Linked DNA regions of Mus musculus: region 2 is linked to region 1. A link is a loop called in an ENCODE intact Hi-C map of the cell type or tissue named here. Cell type or tissue: left cerebral cortex. All regions are shown on one strand. Links, peaks and the distances in the headings refer to the core of each region. The heading gives the core; the rest is flanking DNA.

Evidence for each region. A loop is a pair of places that touch in the nucleus more often than their neighbours do. Peaks named below come from ENCODE experiments on the same cell type or tissue, not always from the same donor. Only the 100,000 strongest peaks of a DNase experiment are listed, where the experiment ranks them.
Region 2: it touches region 1 in a loop (7-fold over the local background); 2 of 42 quality-filtered maps call a loop at or near these places.

Annotation. Positions count from the first base shown.
Region 1 is chr1:187,829,722-187,842,321 of GRCm38, reverse strand. It overlaps a transcript of Esrrg not described here. Among named protein-coding and RNA genes, the nearest start is that of Esrrg, 160 kb to the left of the region's middle. In left cerebral cortex, for the core only: no CTCF peak of the experiment used is centred there; DNase peaks (open chromatin) are centred at 5,177 and 7,559; H3K27ac peaks cover 619 bases.
Region 2 is chr1:187,779,926-187,792,525 of GRCm38, reverse strand. It overlaps a transcript of Esrrg not described here. Among named protein-coding and RNA genes, the nearest start is that of Gm36388, 130 kb to the right of the region's middle. In left cerebral cortex, for the core only: a CTCF peak has its summit at 9,709 (motif pointing right); DNase peaks (open chromatin) are centred at 6,611, 7,116, 10,427, 10,480 and 1 more place.

The DNA.
Region 1 (12,600 bases), core at 1,803-9,802:
CTCTCTCTCTCTCTCTCTCTCTCTCTCTCTCTCTCTCTCTGTGTGTGTGTGTGTGTGTGTGTGTGTGTGTGTGTGTGTGTGTGTGTGTGTATGTGTGCCACAGAGACCAGAAGCATTAGATCTCCCTGAAGCTAGACCTATAGGCAGGTATAAGCCACCAGATTTGGGACTGGGAATTGACCTTGCATCCCCTCAAGAGTAGTGCAAACTCTTTACCACTGAGCCACCATCCCTCCAGGGCCTGGGCAAGGATTTTTGATAGAAGGAAACCATGCAAATCCCACTGCCATGGATGTACACAGCAACATTCTAGTACATTCTAGAACATTCTAGAACAAACTGAAGTCAGCGCCAGTCCCAGCAAGGCTACTAAAATGGAATGACAGGAGAATGACATTGTCCAACCTAGAGAAGCCAGGCTATGAGGCTCTCTAGATGACCTAGAGAGACGGTTAGCTTTCAGCAGGAGCTGGGAACACGATGATCGTTCCCAGTGGTGAGAGTGGCTGGAAGGGGGCAGGCCTTGAGCCAGGGAAACAAAGCAAAGGCTGAGGAACAGCTCCTCGAGTCACAGGAGGCTGTAACACCTCCGAAACAGACCATGCATCTATCTCTAGACATCTAATCATAAGACATCTAATCGTTCTCACAATCTGTCAGCTGTCAGAGTCCAAGAGGCAGGAATACACGTTTATATTTTTAGGATTTTTTTTTTTAAGAAAGTCACACGTTTGAAATCACTGTCCAAATGAAAACGATGCTAAGAGCAGCAGCCAGTGCTGAGGGACATCAGCCTCCTTCTTCCCTTAAAGCATTCGGAGTGTGAAGACCCTGCTAAGAGAATCGCTGCCCCATAGGCATGCTAACTTCTCAGTGTGTTTCTGAGGTGCTCTGACCAACATAACTGTCATGATCCATCTGCTTAACAGAGTTTCCACACACTGCTTGTAGAAGGGGGGGTCAGTGGTGACCAAAGGGAAGGAGAGAAGCCTGGAAGCTCAGCAGAGCAGCGTGGACAAAATGGTGAGCTCCATACCCGCTCATGCCCAATGAGTCTCAGTTTCCTGTTTCAACAAAAGGTCCCCGTAGTCCGAGGCTCCATCCAAGGCAAGTTAATGGGCTGCTGGCTGCCAGTCCACCCCGCCCCCCCAGGAGCATCATGCACATAGAGGGGCACAGTCAGTTCCAGGTAGTTACTGTGAAGAATATCAGTGGAAATAAGGATCAATGGCTGACACTACTACAGAATAGTAATTTCTTAATTCTTATTCAAATCTGGCAGGCAAGCTAATATAACTCGATCTGAATTGGCCATGTGATCCCGATGGCATCCCGCTAATGGGCTGTTCACTTAATTTATGTAATTTTTAAAAATTAAATAGCCATATTTTAAATCCCCTCCATAGTCCTTTAGAAGGAAAGTACGCATTTAAAAGTTACAATGTCTTTATAAATCTCCGTGATCCAAGTTCTTGCCTTGTTGACTACATTGCCCTAAAATTTTACTTTCTTGTGAGAAAAATATTCCAGAGTATCATCAGCAAATCGTCTAAAGCTCTGCTGAGGGAAACTAGGATTGTCAATTTGGGTTAGGACAGAAATATAAAGCTGTGGCTTAATGGCTATATAGGAAGATTGCAGCCCGCTGCCCTACAGACGCTCATGCCAAAAAGACAGGCAGCGGAGCAAGTGCTACATTCAATAGCCGACAAAGTCTAATTCATTTTTGTACACCCAAACGTTGCACCAGCCATTGGTAACTTTATCTCTACTTAAATATCTACTTCCCTGCCCTGGCCTGAGTATGAAATGGCTTCTGGAAACTTCCCCGAGCTTCTCTGAGATCAGTCTGTGCAACAGTCATAAGGGCATCCCACGCACTACTAATGCCTTTGCTGCTTAGGTCTGCAGAATCCGGACTTGTTGTCTTTGTTTTCTTCAGTCTGGGGCACTCTCATTTGGAACCTTCCTCCAAGAATCAGAATTAAAAATTGGACATTATTCTCCTGGTTGGACATGTTTGAAGATTGACTCTCTGCTCTCTATCCTGATCTCTTTTCTGACTATATGAAAGCTTGTATCTGCTGTTATGGCGTATGAGTCATCCTGTAGCAAGTTAATTGTTTTTATTGATATAAACGATAGCTGTACAGTTGGGCAGTCAAGAAAGAGATTGGCCACAGGCCACAGGTTTTGGTTTTGAGCTGCAGGAAATGGGGTAGAGTCATATAGGTTGTGTTCAGCTGGTCCTTTCCCCTCAAAAAGAAGGAAGATCAACCACTCCATTTGAAAATTCTGCTACAGGCTAGTGAGTCAGCTTAGTTGGTGAAGTGTTTAGCATGAAGGCACAAAGATTTGAGTTTGACCCCCAAATCCCTTTAAAAAGCCAGGTATAGTGAGATGTGATCTGGAGAGGTAGACACAAGAGGCCTAGGGCTCCCTGGCCAGCCAGACTAGCCAAATTAATGGACTCCAGGTCCCATAGTACCAGGGGCCTGGGGACCTGATACATGTCAGCCTCTCCCTTCCCCATTCAGATATGTGTATAAGTATATATAGAAATGACACATTTGCACACACATGTGTACACACAGAGAGAGAGTTACCTACTACAAGTGGGGGGAAGAAGTAAGGACATGGTATGTGGTTCAGAGGAGGATGCTGGGTACAAGAAAGAGAAGAGGTTTATTTATCTAAACACGAGAAGAAAAATCTATGCATCCATTAAATATGTGCCCAATTAATCGTTCATTAAAATACATGGTAACTATAATCTACAGAGCATGTGAACCTATGTTGTACAACGCATGCAAAGGATGTTAATCTATGCAGATACATAGATGCGCACACAGGTACCATTAGGCAGATGCTCAGATGAGCCATCAAGGTTGTCTGGACAAAGGGGACTTGGCAAAAAGGGGCGTGAGGGGCAGGTAGGACAGAGGGCAGCATTAACTTGAGCAGTTTCATCTTCTCCACCTCTAACTTGGATCTCCAAGCTTCTGAGTAAGGCTCTGTGGAGGAAACTCCCCTCCCCAGCCACTCTTCTCCTCACTTGGACTTCCCACTATGCCCTAGGCCCTTCCCACGGGCCCTTTCTCTCATCCATTGCTGTCCCAATGCCATTTCTCTCCACCCATTTACCCTTACTGTGTCCTTAAAGGCAAGCCTATGTTCTGTTCCTAAATAAATGCCTTCCTAGAGAGTCTGTCTCGCTGTCTGTGGCCTGATTCTGGTTCCTTGACCTCTGCCTCATCAATAAGCCAGCATTATAGATTTCTGAATATATTTATTAGTTCATAATTATTTTGAATTCCCAGTACGCCCAGGATGGCTAACCTCTGTGTGAATGGCCAGCCAGCTACGCATAACATGAATCCTTCTCCTTCCTCCATATCAACCAACCTGACGTTTATCTACTACATCTTGAGACTGGTTTTTACATTCTTCATGAAGTCACGAGTAGCCCCATTGTTTTTTTTTTTCAGATTTGAAAACTGAGGACCTAGATACAAGTGTCACCTGCAGTGCCTGACATCACTGAGTTAGAAAGTACAGATTCAAACTCAGCTCCAGACCATCCCAAAATCTAGGCTTTGCATGGGCCACCTGGACCCGTGACATCAGCAGTACCCTGCATGGCAGCAGCAGTACCCTGCATGGCAGCAGCAGTACCCTGCATGGCAGCAGCAGTACCCTGCATGGCAGCAGCAGTAGCCTGCAGGTCTTTTCAGCTACATGCCAGTTTAGAAAAAGTAAATTTTCCTAAAGTAGCCAACTGCCACCTCTCACATTTCTTCCTTCTTAGCTTCCAGGAACTTGTTGAACTAGAAGTGGCAGCACACAAGCCTCATGATCCAAAGATTGCCTATCCTTGTAAATATCTGATTTAGGTCAGGAAAATATGAGTAGATTGACTCGTGATCAATAAACAGGACATTAGTTTTATACAGAGATAATGTCTAAGGTGTGCTTGTTAAGCTCTTGGAATTACTTTACTTAAACTATGATTTTAAGAACAAATTAAGAGCATAGGAACCACAGCTCTTTGGGGAACCCACCCTGCGTTTCCAATTCCAACACAAAACTCGCCTACCCACACACTCTACCCACATGCGCTGTACAGTTGTGCTTCATGCAGAATGTTCTCCACCCCTTTCTTATGATCGCCTAGATTTCCCTCTTCAAATAAGCCACAAGGGACTCTTCCCTGCTGAACTCTCTCAAAAAAGACACACCTACCTTCATTCACATCTCGCCACAGACGTATTATATCAAAACATGATACGGTTCCATCAGAGCCGTAGCAAGTAAAGTTTTGCACATTACAAAGTGGTTGTGGTATCTATTTAATACTTTTTAAAAACAGAATAAAGTAGTCACTGTGAGGCATCTGGTCGACTTCACGAGTATCATCATCATGGTGGCTTCTCTGTCTGACTGGTTAAAGAAGACAACCCAATTTGTAATTGATTTTTTTTTAACACTAAACAACTAATTTTGTCTCCCCAAAAAAGCTCTAGGCTTTATTAACTGGGTGATCACAGTTTGCTGGGGTCCTTTCATCAGATTAGTCTGCAACAATGCAATTCTCCCTGATTTTACTTCCATTTCAAGAAGGGCTTTCCACACTTCCTCTTACCGAGAAAGGCGGCCACTCTCCTCTAATTTAGGGGCTTTTTCTCGTGGCAACAATTTATTATTACAGCTACTTAAATTTCTAATCCAATTCTGGGCATCCTTTATTTCCGATTTCCTAACACTTCATAAGAAACGTATTATCTCCACACTCATAGCAGCTGCTTGCTCTTAAAAACCTCGAACAGTTTGCTCTTCTCCAGGAAGACAAGTTTCAATAGGGATAATCCACTAAATTCAGAGACTTTTTGGCTTATTTCTTGGTGATATTTATTCATGGTCTTCATATTTATACAACATAATAAGTCTCAGTGTGTTGATGACAGTATTAAGGTCTACTTTTTGAAAGTACTTTTCCTTCAGGAAGCCTGGCAAAATGAATTCACTGTATTTCTACTGTTCTGTATTTTGCTCTCAGGACTGTGGGATGCACACAGACACTCATGAATGCCCACATAAAAACCTCAGCTCTGCAGAACCAAAGAAATATTCTGCAGTTAGTTCCTAGCGCCCAACTTAACATCTGCCCCTCGGAGGAACAACAAGAGGGTGGCAAATGAGGGTGTGAATAGAGAGCCAGAAATAGAGCTCCGGAGATCAATAGAGGAGCTGAAGGAGCGGGCACATTCTCCAGGGCCCAGCTCACTGTGTTTCTAAGTGGATCAGAGATATGATCCTCAGCCACTGTGAATGGAAAGGAAACTGGATTCCATCAGAGGGAGACGGCAGCGCTAATGCAGTGAGGTCATGCTGCAGAGAATAGAAGAGGAATGAAAAGCCACCCGAGGGATCCTAAAATAATCTCTCCCTAGCACTCCCCTCCAAGGAAGAACAACAAAAGGCCAGAGAGAGAGAATTTAAGTTTCAAAACTGACCACTTAACTTTTCCCCTGCTACCTAGGGAAGTTACACCCTGAGCAGCCATAGCTTCATCTCAGCGGGTTTCTCTAGGAATGTAATAAGCGAATTGCTGACAGCTTTGTAGTTTGGAGGGAGGGGAGTCAAAATGCTGACTCTCTACACTGACAGACATCCAACGGAGGTGGCCCTGACACAGGGCTCCCACCGACTGCTTCTGAGAAGGCTGATGAAGCACCAGTTTCAAGCCCAAGGTTCTGGGCAATGGTCTTTGCAGAGGGCTTTTGCACGTGCTAGGCACACTACAGTAGCTTTCCTCTGCAGAGAGCAACTCAGCAGTCTGTCAATCAAAGGTCCTGAGGCTGACAGATCATGGACACCCACGACTGACCTTGCCAGGCCATAAGGACAAGACAGATATAAAGTGGCTGACAGTAAAAATCTCCAATGAAATAAAGTCAAACAAACTATTTCCAAAAGGAATTTCTCTATTGTGGCTACCTGTGCTGACCTATGGTGCAATATCCTCTGCTGTACATCTAAATTACCAGATAGCAATGGAAATGGTGTCAGGAATCAATAGGCAGTACTGGTGACTTCAGTTTTAGACAGTTCCATAAAGCAGGTATTCAATGCTTTCAATGCTTTAGACTGTGTTAGGGCAACCCATTCATCCATTGGCCTTGCTTCCCCGATACATCAATTCCTAATAAAGCAGGAGGAAGGCCCCTGTGAATTCAAGTAAGATTATGCAAAGCGAATAGTTATTTTATTGTGGATAGAAAGTAAAAGGGAAATAGAAGTGTTATTTATCATTTGACAACACTCAAGTCTGATGTGGAGACAGCCTCGTAGGCCAATTGTGGAAAGTCGCTTTTATCACTGTGTTAAAAACTGATGGTACAGGAAATAGTTGATAGTTTGGGGAATTCTTAAGTTACATGATCTTCACCTTGTGAAAATTATCTATCTGCTAATAAGCCTAAAAACCTTCCACTAAAATCCAGCCAGAAGCTACATAGGGATTGGGGGTGTATAAGCAACCAAATACAAGTACGGTTTTCTTCTTAAGAACCAAGTGATCTTCAAGGGGAGTCTTCTAGGTAGCTGGACAATTACTGCATAATTAGTTATATGACCCCTATATCTTCTCTTGTTGGGCTTGAAATAAAACCCAGTACAGCAGGTGCTTTCTGGGAAATCCCACTGTAAAGGAGAATATATTCATTCACTGCCTGACTCTGAAAGTGTCTTTCATTGCCCAATCAGACATATGGAAGGGTCAAACTGGAACAGACAGCCTGTGGTCTGGAACTCAACTTGTAGATGTCTTATCTTGACTACATAAACATGAACAAAATGTCTCAGTTTCTTTTTCTATTGCTATGATAAAAAACAACTTAAGGGAGGAAGAGTTTATTTTCACTCACAATTGTGGGTTACGGTCCACCATGGTGAAGAAGTCAACGCAGCAGCAGTTTGAAGAAGCCACTTCTGTAACCACAAGAGAATAACAACTGCATACATGCTGGTGCTTAGCTAGATTTCTCCACTCTTGTACACTCCAGAATCCCCTGCCTAGGGAATGGTTCTACCCACAGTGGGTACATGTCTAGGGAATGGTGCCACCCATAGTGGGTATACTTCAGCATTCCCTGTCTAGGGAATGGTGCCACTCACAGTGGGTGGGTCTTCTCATTTCAATATAATCAAGATGATTCCTCCACAGACATGTCCAGATGCTGATATTTGAGTTAAATATAGATTTTGTTAAGTTGAAGATAACACTAACCATCAACCAAGTACTGAAAATTAATATGCATCCATGCACACAATATAAACAAACACACAAAACTGTGTGTGTCTTTCTCATGACTTCCTTTACAAATCTGTGTCCTTGTACACAAAACGTCCAGTTACTCCTACTTTCTACCCTTAAACCTTAGAGTTGTAACTTTCTAGGAAAAAAGAAACAATAAAGGATGATTACACAGTCTTATTTGGGCAAAAGCGAACATATGGGTATCAAGGCCAAAAATATGGATTTCAAGATAAAGCATATGGATGCCCATATGGAAAAAAGGTTTCCTGGCCGGGAACTCTGCTGTTGCATTTTTTATGCCTATGTGAATGGTACAGTTCTTCCCTTCTGCCTAACAAGGCTGTCTGCAGACAGATTATAATGTTATAAATTCACATGCAAATTTTACAAAATGCTCCACTGGTATCTTTATTAGATTTTTTTTATTCTCTTAATCCTTTCATCACTTAAAAGCTCAACAAGTAAATAGATTTTTAGCAAAACGGCGCGGCTTATTCCAATCAATCCTATGGCTGATCTCTCCATTATGCTCAGCTAATAAATTATAGTTTTTTCAGAATCTCAGAAAGAAAATTTCTCCTGACATGCATTTGCATGTACAGAGTATGTGTTATCCTGTAGAGATCTACTATGATCATGGGTGAGACTCCCTACTTTGGTCTAGGCTGGCACATCCTTCATGGCTTTACTGTGACCATGTGTGACCCTGCTTTGGTCTAGACTGGCACATCTTGCATGACTCAACTGTGACCATGAGATGTCCGCTTTGGTCTAGCCCCCAGCCACTTCCTTATCTTCATCACTTTCCATTCAGGAGCAGAAAGACACATGAGGACAGCCACACATGAGCTAATTGGAGACAAATTCTCAGTAAATTTCCATCTTAATCTCTTTTTTAAAGAGCACATACACACACACACACACACACACACACACACACACACACACACACACACATATAGTAGCTCTCTTCAAACACACCAGAAGAGGGCATCGAATCCCATTAGAGATGGTTGTGAGCCACCATGTGGTTGCTGGGAATTGAATGCAGGACTTCTGGAAAAGCAGTCAGTGCTTTTAACTGCTGAGCCATCTCTTCAACTCCCCACCCCCTCCCCCCCACACGCATCTTAATCTCTTCTTGTTTGTTTATAAAGACCATTATTCTTTAGGGGGCATAAGAAAAAGATGTTAAAAGAAATAAAGAGATGTTAAAGGTATAAGAGGTGCCCTTCGTTTTGAACCTACTTTTAAATCAGTGGACTCTTCATAATAAGGTATTTTATTTGGAGTTTTCATGTAATTTATGAACCCGAAAATATTTAGCAGTTTCTTCTGGCACTCAAAAAACCTCAAGTGTAATTTAAACCCTGTCCTCCCAAAATGATATCTTACAGTAAATTTCATGATCAGTGTGGGCACAAAGCAGGCAGCCTCTTGACTGGAGCTGCATCTGGCAAAGGTGAAGGGTCATACTTTCTGATTATCAGACCCCCAAACCTTCTATTTTTATGAGGAACATCCCCTTCTGTCCTAAGAGGCAGCACACATTACCTCCATCAGAAGCAGAAAACATACTTACCAGAGAGCTTCTTCTTGGAGATTAGCTATGGTACTTAAAGTTCTGATAATAGTTCTCCTTTTCTCAGCTACAACAGACATTGAAGGGTGGGGTGGAGTCAGAGGACCTCGGGTTGCACAAAGCAAGCCTCTTGCATTCTTCCTGAACCAAATTACATCAGTGGGATAGGAGACCATGGAGAGAGACTGAATCTAGTCAAGGCAGAGCAATCTCACGATGATCTATAGCAAGAAACTCAGCCCTTTCTCCATCCTTCATCCATGCTTGGCCATTAGAGACCGCACATTGCAGCCAGCACTTCTGAATGAAGTAATTCTGCCTCATTACCACCCACCCTGCCACGCCCACCTCTGGAACCACAAACAAAGCCTGGCTCCTCCCTGCCCTGGTTCTGCTGTTTTCTCAGATGGCCAGAGTCACCACCTTTTAGGCTGATCTTCTCAAAGATCAACCATTAACTATATTCAGTTCCTGCACACAAGAATAAAGTTCAAATTCCTTAGCTATACAGCTAACTTGACTCAAAGTCTGGTGCTCAGATGAATCTGCAAACACATTTTTTTTTCTATCATTTCCTAACAGATGCATCTAGCTCCCGAGTTTGGGTTCTTGCTATCTAAAATGTTTCCTGGTAGTTTCTTCTTTCAGTTCCACACACTAGCAAACCATTTGCCAGGACAAACCATAGTGTAAATAGAGGATTGGACAACTAAATGCACCTCTTGAAGTTAGAGAACTTGCTGTGTACACCTCAGATCTGAGCCCTCTCTCAATGATCAGCAATAATTACATTCACTACAGATCAGATTAAAATCAAAATTAAGACATTGAGGCCAGTTTGAGAGGTCATCACATAAAGGTCCTTGCCACCAAGATGACCTGAGTTCCAAATTCAGAACCCAGCTAATAGAAGAAGTAAATGGATAGTCATGAGTTGTTCTGTGACTTCCACATGACCACTGTGGCACAGAAATGTACACAAACACATACACACTCGAACACACTGAGGATGGTGGTGGTGGGGGGGGTGATAGCTTGTCAACAATTCAAGAGAGTATCTAATATACTATTAGGCTCCTTTGAGTAACTGCAAGTAAGTATGAATCTCGAAGGTGACAATAAAATTAAAGACAGAATAAGGGGGGGGAGGCATAGCGTCATGTTTTAGATGCTTCTCCATTCATTCAGTGAGGGATTTAATGTCCTAGGCACAGTTCATGCACTGGCCTTCAGTGGAAGGCCAAAGGAGCACAATGGACTTTATGGTCTTACAGAAGTAAGATTTCAACACAGAGGTAAGAGAAGTATTCTAAAAGGCCTGTTAGAAAACATTATAAGGCCAGAACGTATCCTGGAAAGATAAGGAAGCGTAACTACCCCTGTCTATGATTACCTCTAAAAGATGAGTTTGAAGGAAGAGCCCACCTTGATTAGCTCAGAGACATAGTGTACCATACTGCAAAAAAAATAAAATAAAATAAAAATGAATTTCATATTGTTCTCTCAGGCAGCATGATGTTTGATCCGATTAAAAGAGACTCTATGCTTTTGAACTGACTCAAAGCCATGGGTCATTAGACTGAGTTGGAAAAGCCTTTCCCAAAATGCACACTGGCCTCAGGTTCTACCCATACTGCCCTGAGACAGAAGTGAGTGATTTTCATTATGTTTCTACTGTGGGTGTTTCCCAACGCTAATCCCAGTTTGCCACATTGAGTATTCTGCTCCGACAATAACCTACATTCTGCTTGACTGTGGATCACCCCCCCATCCCCACCCCCGCACAAAAGCTCTAACTTGGGTGAAATCAGCAAACTGCAACCTGGCAGGAAATTCCATTTCACAGACTCAGGAACCAAAAGGTACACAGCCTTCAAAAAGAGATGCCTTGACGCCAATGCTCACTTTCTCTATTAAAGGTCTTTGGTCATAACTCCCTGAGTCAGGCCATTTGTCCTGTAAATATTCTGTAAGAGCCTGAAATCAACTAGACAAATGCAAAACGAAGCAAGCTAGCCAGTTCTTATGGTAACCTGGGCAAGTCATCTGTATTTACCCAGCCCCTCCATCAAGTGCCTGGGTGTGGGGCTGTGTTTATCTCTCTTGGGTACCACGGCAAGTCCATCTTCTCTCCTTCCTACCTTAACATTTTTTAGGAAGAAGGAAAAAGAAGAAGCTGGGGATTAGGAAAGCAGGTGGGGGAGGGAGGAAAAAAAAGAGAGCAATTACTTTCCAAGCCAGCGCATGTTCACCAGAGAACGCGGTCAAGTGGTCAGGAACAGCGCGGATGTTAATTAGCAAAGAAATGAGGAATGAACCAGCATTAGCCCTGAGACTAATCAATGGGAAAATCACTCCACACAGCCGCTTAATGAAGTAGTATACAGCTATTTATTTTTAGTCTGTTTTATCCACCACAATTCTCCACCAGCTGAAGTCCTCATGAATTAAAAAAAAAAAGTAAGTGTGTGTGTGTGTGTGTGTGTGTGTGTGTGTGTGTGTGTGTGTGTGTGTACATCTTTCCAAAGCCTGGTACAGCTATGTTCTCTACACTTGTTTTAACCCCCCTATACTCATATCTTTCAATGGCTAGGATATATCACATAAATTAGGCTGATGTGAACACCCATCCCATACAGAAAATATGTTCCATAAATTATCTTTAGGCAGATATTCATTCTAGTTGTATTTCATAAAATAGTTCCTCTTTCCCTGGAGAGGCAAACCCGATCTGATTTTTCTGAGAGTAGAGTGTCAAATCAAGGCTGCTGGTAGCAAATAAAGCCCTTTACTCAATTTCTTTCTAGCCAGGGGAAGTATTTGGAAAGCTTTTGGGCTTATTTCTTACTTTAAAAATATGACTACCATCTACCTAAGCACAAGCTTGTCGGGCCTGTTAAGACCTACTGGTGTCTGGGTTTCATTTGTTTGTTTTTTTTTTTAGGGAGCACACCAGACATATAGACAGAGTGGTAGATAATTTTGTCATTTTCTAAGAACACGGACACACACTGTAGTTTGAACAGAGGAAGGCTTTCTCTAGGAATATCTCCTTTAGTTGTGAGACAAATTTCCTTAGAAGGACGGGATGTTTGACCTCAGCGAGTTCTGGTAAGCTGAAGGGACTTCTCAATGAACAAATCTCACTCCTCAGGCGGGAAGGAAGCTTAGAGTAGCGGACTCCATCCAGTGATAGCGCGGTTCCTGAATTAGTCGGTGTATGCACTCTAGCAAGTAGCAATGCCCTCCACCATCAGACAGAAAAATGAGTGTTTATAAAGCATGTCCAGGTGGAAGTCAGAGCTTCACTCTGGACAGCACCAGACAGAGTAGGCTTCCCTGCTTGCTTTTAACTAGGGACTCAACATACCACTTCAAATAGGAAGCCTCAAGTCTTCCCAGGCTTTTGCGGAATCTAAGTTCAAGCCCTGATTTCATGTAGCCTTTACCATGGGGAATAAGGTGCAAGTCCTGGATTTCTGTCACCCTGTCAAGACCGCGGAAACATGTGTGTGACGTACACACATTCCCTCCCAAAGGTGGTCCATGCAAATGCTTACTCACACCTATAAAATCTCAAGCTAACATCTCATCAGAGTAATGTGTGTGGTCACTGTTATTGAGGAAGAAAAGGGAGTCCGGCATGCCATTGGACAGTGTCTTGTCATGGACGGAGGGCACTTGGGGTTGTGGTAATGTT
Region 2 (12,600 bases), core at 2,880-10,879, 51 kb after region 1:
AGCCAGATGGCACTGGACTGTTTCCCATGACACTCCTTGGGACATGACTGTGCTAACTATAGGAGGGAACATTTCAAGGGGATGACTGCATTGCCTTCAGAAAACTGCTCAAGTCTGTTCAATGGGACCCCTTTAGGCACCCGGTCCTCCACCACCTGACCCTGCACAGCCCTGCTTCAGGCATCCTTGGCAATGATGGGGTTAAAAGTGCACTGTATGACAAATGATCAAGATGAAGCTTGGGCTCTCAGTCTCCTAGTACACCAAGGCTATAAAACACCCAGTTGGAAGTACACTTTATTTGCTTTGAGAAACTACTGGAGCATTGGAAAACAGTGGTGTGATTCTGAGAGAAATTTTGGGGTAGAATGAGAGCCAAAGATCGAATAGGACAAGAGAAGAGGAAGGGGGTCTGCTGTGGGTTGGAATTTGACAGGGAATGGAGTCAATAAAGGAGGCTGCTTGGCAGGGAAAACTAGAATGTTTGCAGTACACTCATGAATGAGACAGGATGCACGGAAACACGGCTGTGAAGATCCAACCCTGTTTATTTTCCAAGATTGTGAGCACAGGAGGCCTGCTGAAAAGCTGTAATTTGTGTGAGTATAAAGAAACATTAGGAAAGATCCCACCCAAATGGCACGGCAGAGTTGGAAGCCTGGGGAAGCTTGTTTGGATTTCTGCTTTTAAAGAAAACTGAGGGATAGAGGGAACGTGGGACAGGTGCTGAGCTGAGCGGCTATGTTGCTGTCTGAACTCGTTGACCATGGCTGTGACCAACAAGGCAACATTGGACATGTGTTACTTGGGACAGTAAAATGGCTCATGGGTACAGACTCTTGCCAGGCAAGCCTGGGGACCAGAATGCACATGAAAATGGAAGGAACGAAGGGACTAGACAAAGCTGCCTCATGCCCACACACAAATATTCCTCTCCCTCCCTTCCTCCCTTCCAACTTCCCTCCCTCCTCTCTCTCTCTCTCTCTCTCTCTCTCTCTCTCTCTCTCTCTCTCTTCTCTCTCACTCACAAGCATACAATAATAATATGATAATAATAATAGAAACAATATTTTAATTTTTAAATAAAACACATTATTTGTCTAGAATAGGGATTATTTATGGGGAGAAAGGAAAGAGTATGGAGGATAAAATGGGATAATAGGAAGTTAGATATGATCCAAGAACATCCATATATATATATAAACATCATTCTGTTGATATAAATTAAAAGGTATTAAACAAAACAAAGTGAATTATTTGTCAAGCCCCGTATCTGAGATTGGCAAAAATTCAAAACAATTATAAGGATGACCTTGGGAACCAGTTCTTGGATTCCATGTACACAAGGTCTCTCAGTGAGAAAAGATGACAGACCGAAAGGTGTGGTATTAACTCCTGTACCTTATATGATAGCTACTTAATAAAATGAACTTTAATTCCCCCAAATAAATCCTGGATTGAGGGGTGATAATTAAGCAAGATGAACAATTTCGTAATAAAAATGTGAATAATATATTGAAGGATAGTAAAAACAATTTTTGGAATTTCAGTTCCAGAGACTAGGGGTGTAGCTCGATGAGTAGAGTATTTGCCTATCATACATAGAGAGATGGGTTTCCATTCTCATTACCACATAATCTGGGCGTGGTGGCACAAGGCTGCAATCCCAGTACTCAGAAGGTGGATGCAAGAGGCTCCAACTTTCAAGGTCATAGTCAGCTATAAAGCAAATTCAAGGCCAGCCTGAGCTAAATGCTCCCATGCCTCAAAAACTATGAGAGAAAATTAGTGAGAAAATCAGTGAGGGAGAAGATTTCTGTGGCTAACCTAGAATGCTCATGACCACTCATTCTGCGGGTAACCTAGAACACTCACTACTACTCATCTTGTGGGTAACCTAAAACACTCACATGACTACTCATTCTGTGGGTAACCTAGAACACTCACTACACTCATCTTGTGGGTAACCTAGAACACTCACATGACCACTCATTCTGTGGGTAACCTAGAACACTCACATGACCACTCATTCTGTGGGTAACCTAGAACACTCACTACACTCATCTTGTGGGTAACCTAGAACACTCACATGACCACTCATTCTGTGGGTAACCTAGAACACTCACTACACTCATCTTGTGGGTAACCTAGAACACTCACATGACCATTCATTCTGTGGGTAACCTAGAACACACAGTACCACTCACTCTGTGGATAACCTAGAATACTCACTATTACCCATCTTGTGGGTAACCTAGAACACTCACTACCACTCATTCTGTGGGTAACCTAGAAAGCTCATGACCATGTATCTCAGTTGGTTTCCGGAATCTCAAACAATAAGAACACATAGACTGGAACACACCAGCTTTATAAACTGGGAATTTCGTGTACCTAGCTAACTATTGAGATTGGAAGTACAAGCTGACAACAAAGAATTAACTCTGGGAACCAGATGTGGTGGCTTGGGTGTGTATTGTACAGGGGACAACTTTCACATCCATCCTAGTATGAATAGCAGCACTCCACTCTGGCTGTGACATGTGAGGGTTAGGGATCAAGCAAGCATCATGGTTGCTGCCCCAATTCCACAGAATATTTTTATATCATATAGAGATATAAACTGCCACAAAGCCACTGACCCCAGGGCAATGGAATTTCTTATACCATCTCTTCCTTTACCTTATACCACCCTTTGCAGGAGCCTCTGCATTTTCTAGGCACTTCCTTTGACAGAGTATTACTTCACCTCTAGAGAGCAAAAGTTGATGCTAAATTCCTAATCTGTGATAAGAATGGATATTCAAGAAAAACAAAAAAGAGAGAGAGAAAGCACTGAGTATATCATAGTCCTGGCATCATTAACAACACAGGCGAAGACAACGTACTTATCCTGTACTTATCCTTGGGGAAACCTCCACACTAAACCCATCTCCCTAGGCTACGTAGCCTTGGAACCTACTTCCGCTCAGGTCTGAGCTATCAGTTCAGGGACCATCAAGACCAGCAAATGAACAGCACAATAGCACAATCAAAGATGCTCTGAAAGGGGAAGCTCCTGTTGTTCCCTGTTCCCTCTGCACAGAAACTGGGTACAGAGTAAGACAGCAGGGGCCGGCTGCAGGGTCTCAGCTTCCCAAACTTCCTGTCAGGCATTGTTCATGTGGGTCTGAACAATTTGGTTAATTGAGGATTTGACAGGGGTGGGGATTGGGGGCGAGGGGGAAGTGGCAGTTCCATGACCACCATTAGAAGGGTTAATACTGGCAAATGCAGGTTGGCTACAGGAGCCACTGTTAGTTGGGAATATACAGCAAAAAGGACTTCATTCCCCCCACCCCACCAGGAAACTATCTCTAACAATGGAAAATGAATGTGATAATCTACATGGTCAGTAACTAAGCTGGTTTTAGGGTGGGTAATAAGATATATCTTTACCCATGAAAGAAGAAATAGAAAATTCTCCTAAGTGTAAGTGAGGTCCAACTTAGTATTCCAAATTCAGCCTTCCTGGTCTCGGCTCCCTCCAAAACTCAACAAAGTAGATAAGTAACTTGGGTGCAGTTTCTAATAGTGAAAGAAAGGTCTCTTGTAAATGAAGTCAGAGAATTTTCAAAGTATGTGATTTCTTCAATAACTGAGCCAAAATTCTTGGGTCTGACAGTCAAACATTCCTCTTCCACTTTATCTCTGAGTTGTAGAAGTCTGAGAGGAAGAAGGCAAAACATCAAGGGAAAAAAACAAAAACAAAAACAAACCAACCAAACAAACAACTGAATGACTAAAGAAGCCATGGGAAGCAGTAGGATGGAAATTCTATCTTCCATTCACAACAGAGTAAGATGTTTTGAGCAGTCTACGTGAAATGGAGCACGTCTTCTGCCTTCTCATGTCCTAGGAAGTAGAAGGCCACTGTGTGTGTGTGTGTGTGTGTGTGTGTGTGTGTGTGTGTGTGTGTGTGTGTGTAAGAGAGAGACAAAGACAGAGAGACAGAGTCAGAGAGACTGAGAAAGATGAACTCAAGATCACTGTGGATTAGTCTAATGTTCTACCAACCATGGTGGCCTAAAAGCCCCCGTAGCTTTTCCAGACCTTGAATAACCACAAGGGAGATAAGATGGAAGCCTCTTCCCCATCTTGGGGGAAAACACAGATCACCTCATTTCCTTGGAACCTTCCAGAACAGCTGGAGATGGGCAAGGCTACACTGACCCCACTTTCAGGGTAATGTGATTCTTGTGAAAAACCGTTCTGCAGATTCTTAGGGACAATTTTTAAACTCACTTTTAATGTGTGTACACACACACACACACACACACACACACATATATCCAACAAACCATCTCTGGTTCAGAAGATGACATAGCAGTTTTTTCTAATTATTTCTGCTGATTAATTAAGAGCTTTTTAAAAATTACATCCATTTATAACAAACAGCTCCCTGTAATCTCTAAGAAAGCAGAATGATGTGAAAGAAAATTGAGAGACACTGAGTACCAGGTACTGTGGTGGGTGGCATCATCTGTCCATCAAGGAGGTAAAAAGGGGTGGGGAATGCATTTTTTTTTTAAACAAGCATTAAGAGCAGAGAGTGCTAGGGAGGGATTGTGGGGAGGAAGGAGGCAGCTGCTCAATTGGTTCCTATTTTCAGAATTTCCTTCAAGCTGGCTCAGATTGAGAGCCATCAATTATTTAAAAGGTGTAACATGATGCTTCCTTTGTTGAAGCAAATCAGCCAGCAGACCCCTGAGAGAAAATAAAAAATGAATTAGGAAGAATTTATTAGCGTGCTTGAAGAAAACAAAGATTTAGCTACCGGGAGTGACTTCTAGAAAGAGTTCAGCTTCTGTCTCCCCAAACCCACAGACCTTTTCTTCTAGACTTTTCCTCGCCTGTTTGTATTTTCCGCAGGAGATCACACAGAGAGGTCACATGAATCATCCCCTAAACTCCTCCTTTCTTTGCAGACTCTGGCTTGATGTATGGTCTTCATTTAAATTACAAATACACTAATCTGCACTGCTGTTTACCAAGTAGCATTTTAAATGAAAGATACAAGAAATTGCATCGCTCACATTTAAAAAATGACTTTAGACTCCAGACCTAAAGGAAGAAAAAAAGAAGAAAGAAAAAAGAAAGCAGCCAGTGCTGTGTTCTGAGGCCTCTGTGGCTGCTCCATTTCAGCCAGTGGATGGAATTCAATGAGTTTTTTCAATGGCTTTATACTCCGTTGCTATGACTCTGACTGAAGGTTTGATCCAGAACCAGTTTACCACGCCCTAACTCTGATATTTGGGGGTTGGGTGTGGAGCAGTTAAGAAAAAGTAAACTGACCTAAGGAAAGCTAGTCCCAGGATACTCTTCACCATCACAAGAAAATCCAGAGCCCTTCACCCTGGGACCATTCATTACCATTTACTTAACTAGCTGAGGTCACTCTCCAAGAGAGCTCACTGCCTGAGTCTGTTGTTCCTAGGTTTAATACACTCCACAAATATAACACACAACCTAATGTGAACCAGTAAGGCACGGGTTTGTATCATCCTTAGGGCTCTTTCTGTTTCAAATGCACAGAACAGAATCTCCAGGTTATCAACAGGACTCTCTCCATAGAACACAAAGCAGTACGGATGTCCTACAAAAGCCTCTAGACTTTGACAGTGGAGAGCATGACTACACTACTGTTCAATTAGTCAACTGAGACTTGCATTGAATTTGAAAGATATGGTAAAACACATTTGGCGCCCCAGGGTGTAGTGCAGCCCAGTGGCTGAGCACACGTTAAGCATGCATGAGGGGGTTGTCCCATGGAAACAATCTACGCACAGCAAAAGCAAAGAGACTGGAGTCCTGTGCACCAAGGGGCCTCATGGGCCATCTGGACTGTAAGCACTATATAAAGACACAGTATGGGCCATAAAGAATGGCAGGAGCGCGTCAGACTGTCCATCTTGTGGGGGTACAGATTACCACACGGACATCTTTTGATGCCTGAATTCTCAGCTCCATGACTAAACACTCTTCCAATGGTTTTCTGTCCTCAATAGATACAACATATCTAGGGATGAGTACTGGCTACCATTAGGGAGTTTAGAGATAGCAGGTCTGATTTCTTCCTCACATACAGACTGTATTTCCTCCCAGATTTTCTATGTGTGGCACCCACTCCAACAATGACCAACTAGGACACTGCGTTACCTCCACAGCCCTGCTGCCCAGGGTGCTTCTTCATTTTCTCCTTCAGCTACGTCACCAAAGTGAGATGTCCCAATTTAGAATCATTTCCACGTAAGAAATGGATGAGAGATCCAAACCATGTGCTCTACAACTTGTCAAGGAAATTAACTATAAAGACAGCATCGATATTATACAATTAAAATGAGAGCTCTTAACATATTTAATTTCCCCCTGACCTGACTTTCCTCAGTCATTATGAACAAAAAGTATGAATTCATAATTTGCAAATAGCCCTTGGTCTTTTAATATATTCTGGGAGGAACTAAGACACCCAAGCATATGAGCAGGCACACACATACATTTGAGCATACGTGTTTCTTTATCGAGGGCAAAAATAATACCGAATGTAGAGACGAGGGCTCATTCCAGGTTGTTGAAAATGTAGGCGCTACAGCATATTTTAAGTGCATAAATCATATCGTTCCATAACACTTATAGTGGAAGGAGGTGGGGAGAAAAGAGTGAGAAGAAAGGAGGGAGGAGAGAGAGGGGGAAGGAAAAGAAGGCAAGAGGAGGGGTGAAACAAGGGAAGGAGGAAAGTAGGGGGAGGAAGAGGAGGGAGGGAGGGAGGGAGGGAGGGAGGGAAGATAGGGGAAGAGGGAGGGAGGGACAGAGGAAGGAGAAAGGGAGGGAGGGAGGAAGGAAGGGAAAGAGGGAGGGAGGGGAGGAAATGAAGGAGCTTGTCTCAACCTTTCAATATTATTTACTATATAAAACATCATATGTTTCCCCCTTATAAACTCGCATAAGGCATCTATTTGGAGGTGTTTGGGATTGTTGTGTTTTTAATTTTAACAATCATAGTTCTGAGGCTTAATCACTTGTATGTGCTAGAAAACCAGATGGTTCAAGTGGGCGTTAGTTTACAAGCTCTTGGCATAAGGATTTTCGCTTCCTTTCAGACCAAAGCTGAGTATTTTAGCACAGAAAAGAGGCAATAAAGAATAATGAAAAGAAAAACCGTCCTAGATTTCACAGGTCCCTGGCTCCCTGCCTCTCCTCTGCCACTGTGTCACCAACTTTTACAGGGAAGTATGTGTGGACAAAACAGTGTACTCCCAATTCTGCTTTGGGGCAGACTAGGTGTCTGTCCATCGTGGGCTCAGCTTCACCATCATTCCCCATGCCATCTGTGGACCACTGGAAAAGAACACGTCCTGTCTTCCCAGGGCATCCCTAGTTGTGTGTTCATCACTTCCTGCACTGAGCTGATGCGAGCAGCTACACTCACCTCAGCCCTCTCCTTCTAGGAGGAGATGAAAGAAAATAAAGAAGACATTACTGAGGCTCCCATCTATGATTCCTGGCACAGCCGTGAGACGCTGCCTGCAAACATGTGAGAGCCTTGGGTTGCCTACTGTGAAATCTGAGGATGCACAGCAGAAACCAGAGAGGAACTGAAAGGGTGTTGGCGAGGGGCAGAGCTTCGAAATTTCTTTGTAGTTTGTGGATTTCTTGTTTTCTAGGTAAGAAATCACTCTTGCTTATGTGCTGACCATTCTAGTGAAACAGCATCTTTCAGTTGAAACCACGATGCCCATCACCTACACAGCTTCATTTTTCAACAATATAATAAGGCTCAGCATAGTGGAAGTGCCTGGTGTCTGTGGAGCATAAGCTGTCTGTCCTGGGTAGGCTTCTGTTGCTATGATAAAGACCCCCCATCAAAGCACAGGAGGAGGAAAGGGATTCTCTCAATCTACAGGTCATAGTGCTTATGGAGGGAAGCAGAGGCAGGAACTCAAGGCCGGAACTGATGCAGAGACCACAGAGGACCTATGCTCACAAGGGTGTTCTCTTGTTGGGTGGTTCAGCTGCTTTTCATATCTAGCCCAGGCTTGTATGCCCTGGGATGCCACTGTTCACAGAGGGCTGGGCCCTCCTCCATCAGTTAGCAATGAAGCCAATGCCCAAAGACCAATCTGATGGAGACAGTCCTTGTTGAGATTTCTTCCTCCTGAGTGTGTCTAGATTTGTATTTGACAAAAACAAACAAACAAACAAAAACAAAACAAATATACAAACAAAAAAAATCTATGACACGGTCTATCCTTTCATGTCACCTGGATTTATTTCTCTCTCATCACCAGCCAACAAATTCCCAAGATTAAGATATTTGAGTGCAATATGCAAAGAAGCTCCATGGATACGCCACCATGCCAATGAACTCTGTATCACACTCAATGGAAAGAAGACACAGGCCACGGAGATATATTTGGTCACCACAAGATGTATTTCATTTTTCTTTTGTTCATTCCACAAGAAGTTAACTTTTTTTTATAATTGTAGGATTATTTCCACAAATTTGATACTGACCGACAATGTCTTTAGGATAAAGATATTGCATGTTTATCATGACTATCAGCCCCGTTGCCCTTTGTGTTTTACAACTGTGGATCCCACCCATCCCACACCAAAAGATCTCAAAAGAAATCTGTCCTGACATTCTCAGACTTCTTGTCATTTTCCCTAACAAGTTCAGTACAACTATTCCTGCAATGTTCATCTAATATTTAATATATAGATATCTAAAGACAATAGCATGCCATTTATATAAAGCATTTGAGGATCTTGGGATTTGGGTATCTGTAGGGCTCTCAATCTCCATGACTATCAAGGGACAAATAGAGTCACCCATAAGATAGCATGCTTCCATGAGGCTGGTACACAATTAATAATAAATAAATGAAGAAATGAAGAAATGGCCTAGCAGACATGACTATTCACTTCCAATTTTAATGATCTAAGAACTTAGCTAAAAACACCTATACTGCACCACATTAGGAACACTTAAGTAAATTATCATACTCATGATTTATATATCTGTGTGCTCTGATTTCTGAAGTAAAATTGACGAAAGAGCCTTCTCATTGTTTATTGCCTTAATAAAGGAGAGTGTATCTGGTGAAATGCAAACAGTCTTGAAATACTGTCTTGATTTTCAACAAAAGAAATTAGGTTTACTTGTGTATGGCAACACCATCCCCCATGACGGAATCAATCCACAAATAAAAGTGCTCCATGAACCAGTGAAGAAGAGCAAGCTTCCTGCCGCCGTGAAGCCGTGAAGCTGGGTTTGAACACAGAATATAGAACATACGCTCAATTTCTACTGAGAAACCATTTCCCGCTATTCCAGGCAATGATTACTATTAGAGAAACAGGCTATTTTATAATTATTGAAGACATTCATCATGTTACCTAAATTAGATGGGAATATATCCAAGAAAAGTGCAACTAAAGCCTACAAAATAAATATCTGCTTAAGGGTAAAATCAGCAAGGCATTAAGAGTTTCCGACTACAGGAAGTAGAAAAAGGTATTGCATTATCTATTTTGGATTTGTGCTTCTATTATATATGTTTTTAAGGTATAGGGTCTATTACTCTCACATATGTATTCCTTAGAGATTTATTTTTTACTTTATATGTATGGAAGTTTGGCCTGTACATATGTCTGTACACCACACACATGCAATATTCATAGAAGCCAGAAGAGGGTATTGGATCCCTTGGAACTGGAGTTACAGCTTGCTGTGAGCCTCTGTGTGGATGCTGAAAATTGAACCCAGGTCCTCTGGAAGAATAGCCTGTGCTTTTAATTGCTGAGCCATCTCTCCACCTCTGATATATGTGTTTTTAAAATATGGAACCTTCATATAATGAATGATCAGAAATAGACTTTCACCGAATGCTGACCATGGAATCAAGTTTAAAGTTGGCGGTCACAGGCAATGAGAATATTTAAAACTAAAACATGAGTTTCTCTAACTGTACCTCTTGACCAGACACTGTGCCTGGGTTTGTGCACACAGAGCACTTCCAACTCTGAAACTCAAATGTAGTGCACACACGTTATGCAGGGACTTAGATAATGCAGCAAATGTCAATAGTGACATTCCTGTTGATAGCCCAATACTAGAAATGCTAGGCTCAGGTAACACTACTCCTGATATTACCTGCCTGCAGATATAAAGCTCTGAGCATAGCTTACAGCATGGTACATAAAGACGAATAAACCAGCCTCCGGACTGCTTAGAAACGCACTGCCAAGATGGGCTTTATGCCTTACACAATGGAGCAGAAGGCAGTGGTATATATTTAAAATTTCCATTTTTAAGCTGTCACTCAAAAACTTTTCATACTTTTCTTTTAGCTTATTGATCTTTCTGGCTCGTGATGAGACTTCAGCTGCTTGGTCGGCTGCTTTTAGCTCTGCTTCTTATTAAGAGCTAAATCGGGAATCACAAAATGCTACTAATTTGGCAGCTTTCGATAGAAATGAAAGCTAAAAACAGCACCAAGATAGTACAACCCTTATGTCTTATTGCCCCAGAATCCCGGATTTAACTACTATGGAGCATAATAATGGGTGCAGCCAAACGGGATCACTATGCAGATATGATAAAATAAAAGCTTGTATTAAGAATGCCAGATCAACTATTACTGCTGTTTGATCCTTATGAAACTTTTTTTACAAAAAGAATATATACTTGTATAAATGCTTGCATACATATATGTATACATGCATTCATATATACATGCATTAATATACACATGCCATATATATGCATATGCATGAATATACATGTGGATGTATATACAGATTTATATATACATACACACACATATATATACATGTAGACACATAAATCCTGTATGCATACACATGAATATATGTGCATATGAATACAGGCATATATATGTGCATATACACATGTATACATACATATACATTCTCATATGTATACAGACATATACATGCATACATATATATTCATGGATATAAATCCGTGCATATATACACATGTACAATGCATAAACACAGACATGCACATGTATATGCACACACACATATATCATGCATGTGTATACATATGCTCAGATAGTGCTCTTCCTTTTATATTCCCTTTCTTTAACATACAAAGAAACCTTCATTCTTAGTTCTTTCATTTTTAATTTTATTATTCTATTTTTTATTAATGTGGTGGTACACATCATTCCACATGTGTAGAGGTCAGAGACAACTAACTTTCGGTTCTCTCCTACCATGTAGATGAGCCCTGAAGCTCAAGCTCAAACCCAAGTTGTCAGGCTTGGGGTCTGAGAGGTTCTGAGGCATCTGTGCCATCTTGCTGGCCTCATCCTCCGTTTAATGCTTTGGCTTCCTCTCTCTCTCTCTCTCTCTCTCTCTCTCTCTCTCTCTCTCTCTCTCTCTCTCTCTCTCAAATACAACACAACAGCAAAACAACCAAGCAAGACTAGCATAACAGCTATGTAACTGGCCCAACCTGATCAATCATTGTGCTTCCACTACTCACACTGATTTTTGGGTGGCGAATTATATATCACGATCACAATGCTTTCATAGGCTGATTTTGGATGCTGACCCTCTCTCAAATCCATGTCCATTCTCAGGTTAGACTTCAGAAAAGTGGGATCTGTTTTCCCCTCTGATTGGTCATGAAATTTATCCTCAGCAACAACAGTGGCTGGCACTTTGGTAGCATCATTATGTCACCTTTAGGAGGCTCCTACAGGCTATTCAAGGAGCAAGGCCCATTAAGGGGAATATTCACAAACAGAAAAGTCTGCTTTTTTTTTAATCTCTCTTTTTATGATTTACTTACTTTTATTTTATGTGCATGCATGAGTGCATACATATATGTATGTGTGCCACATCGATGCCTGGTACCTGTGGAGGGCAGGAGAGGGTGTCTGATCCCTTGGGACTCAAATTACAGGCTGTAGGCAGCTGTGAACCATCCAGTGGATGCTAGAGAACAATGCAGGGCCTTCTCCATGGGTGGTAAGTGTTTCTAACTACTGAGCCATCTCCCCCGCACCCTGTTTTTTTTTTCTCAGCATGTCTGAAATTGCTGGTCTTCCATAGATGCTTCTTATTTGACAGCTCTGTTGGTAATTTTGAACTTCCTGCACCATCTCAAAGTGAACCTCGAGGTCTCCCTCGTTGCTTCATTAGCAATATAAGCCCATAGATAAGACCAAAGCCAGGCACTTTCTGGAGTCCTGGCTTTTACCTGTGGTCCTCTCATATCCAGTAATCCCACCCCCTACCCTGCCTCCCACTTTATATGCTTCCTCACTGCACTCCCATTGGCTACTTAAGTGTGTCCACAATTTGCATATGTATATGGTTGGGATGTTTGGACACCCAACTAAATAAGGCCCAATTCCATTTCTCCCCACCAGGATGGTGACGAATTGGCCTCTCGAAGCTCTTCTGACAGATAGTGGAAATGGTAGCTACCGTGGCCAGAGGATGTCCTGGCTCCCCTCTGCAGCACGGTATTCAGAGCACGTAGTAATTATCCATCCATCTCGTTCACACTAAAGGCATGGC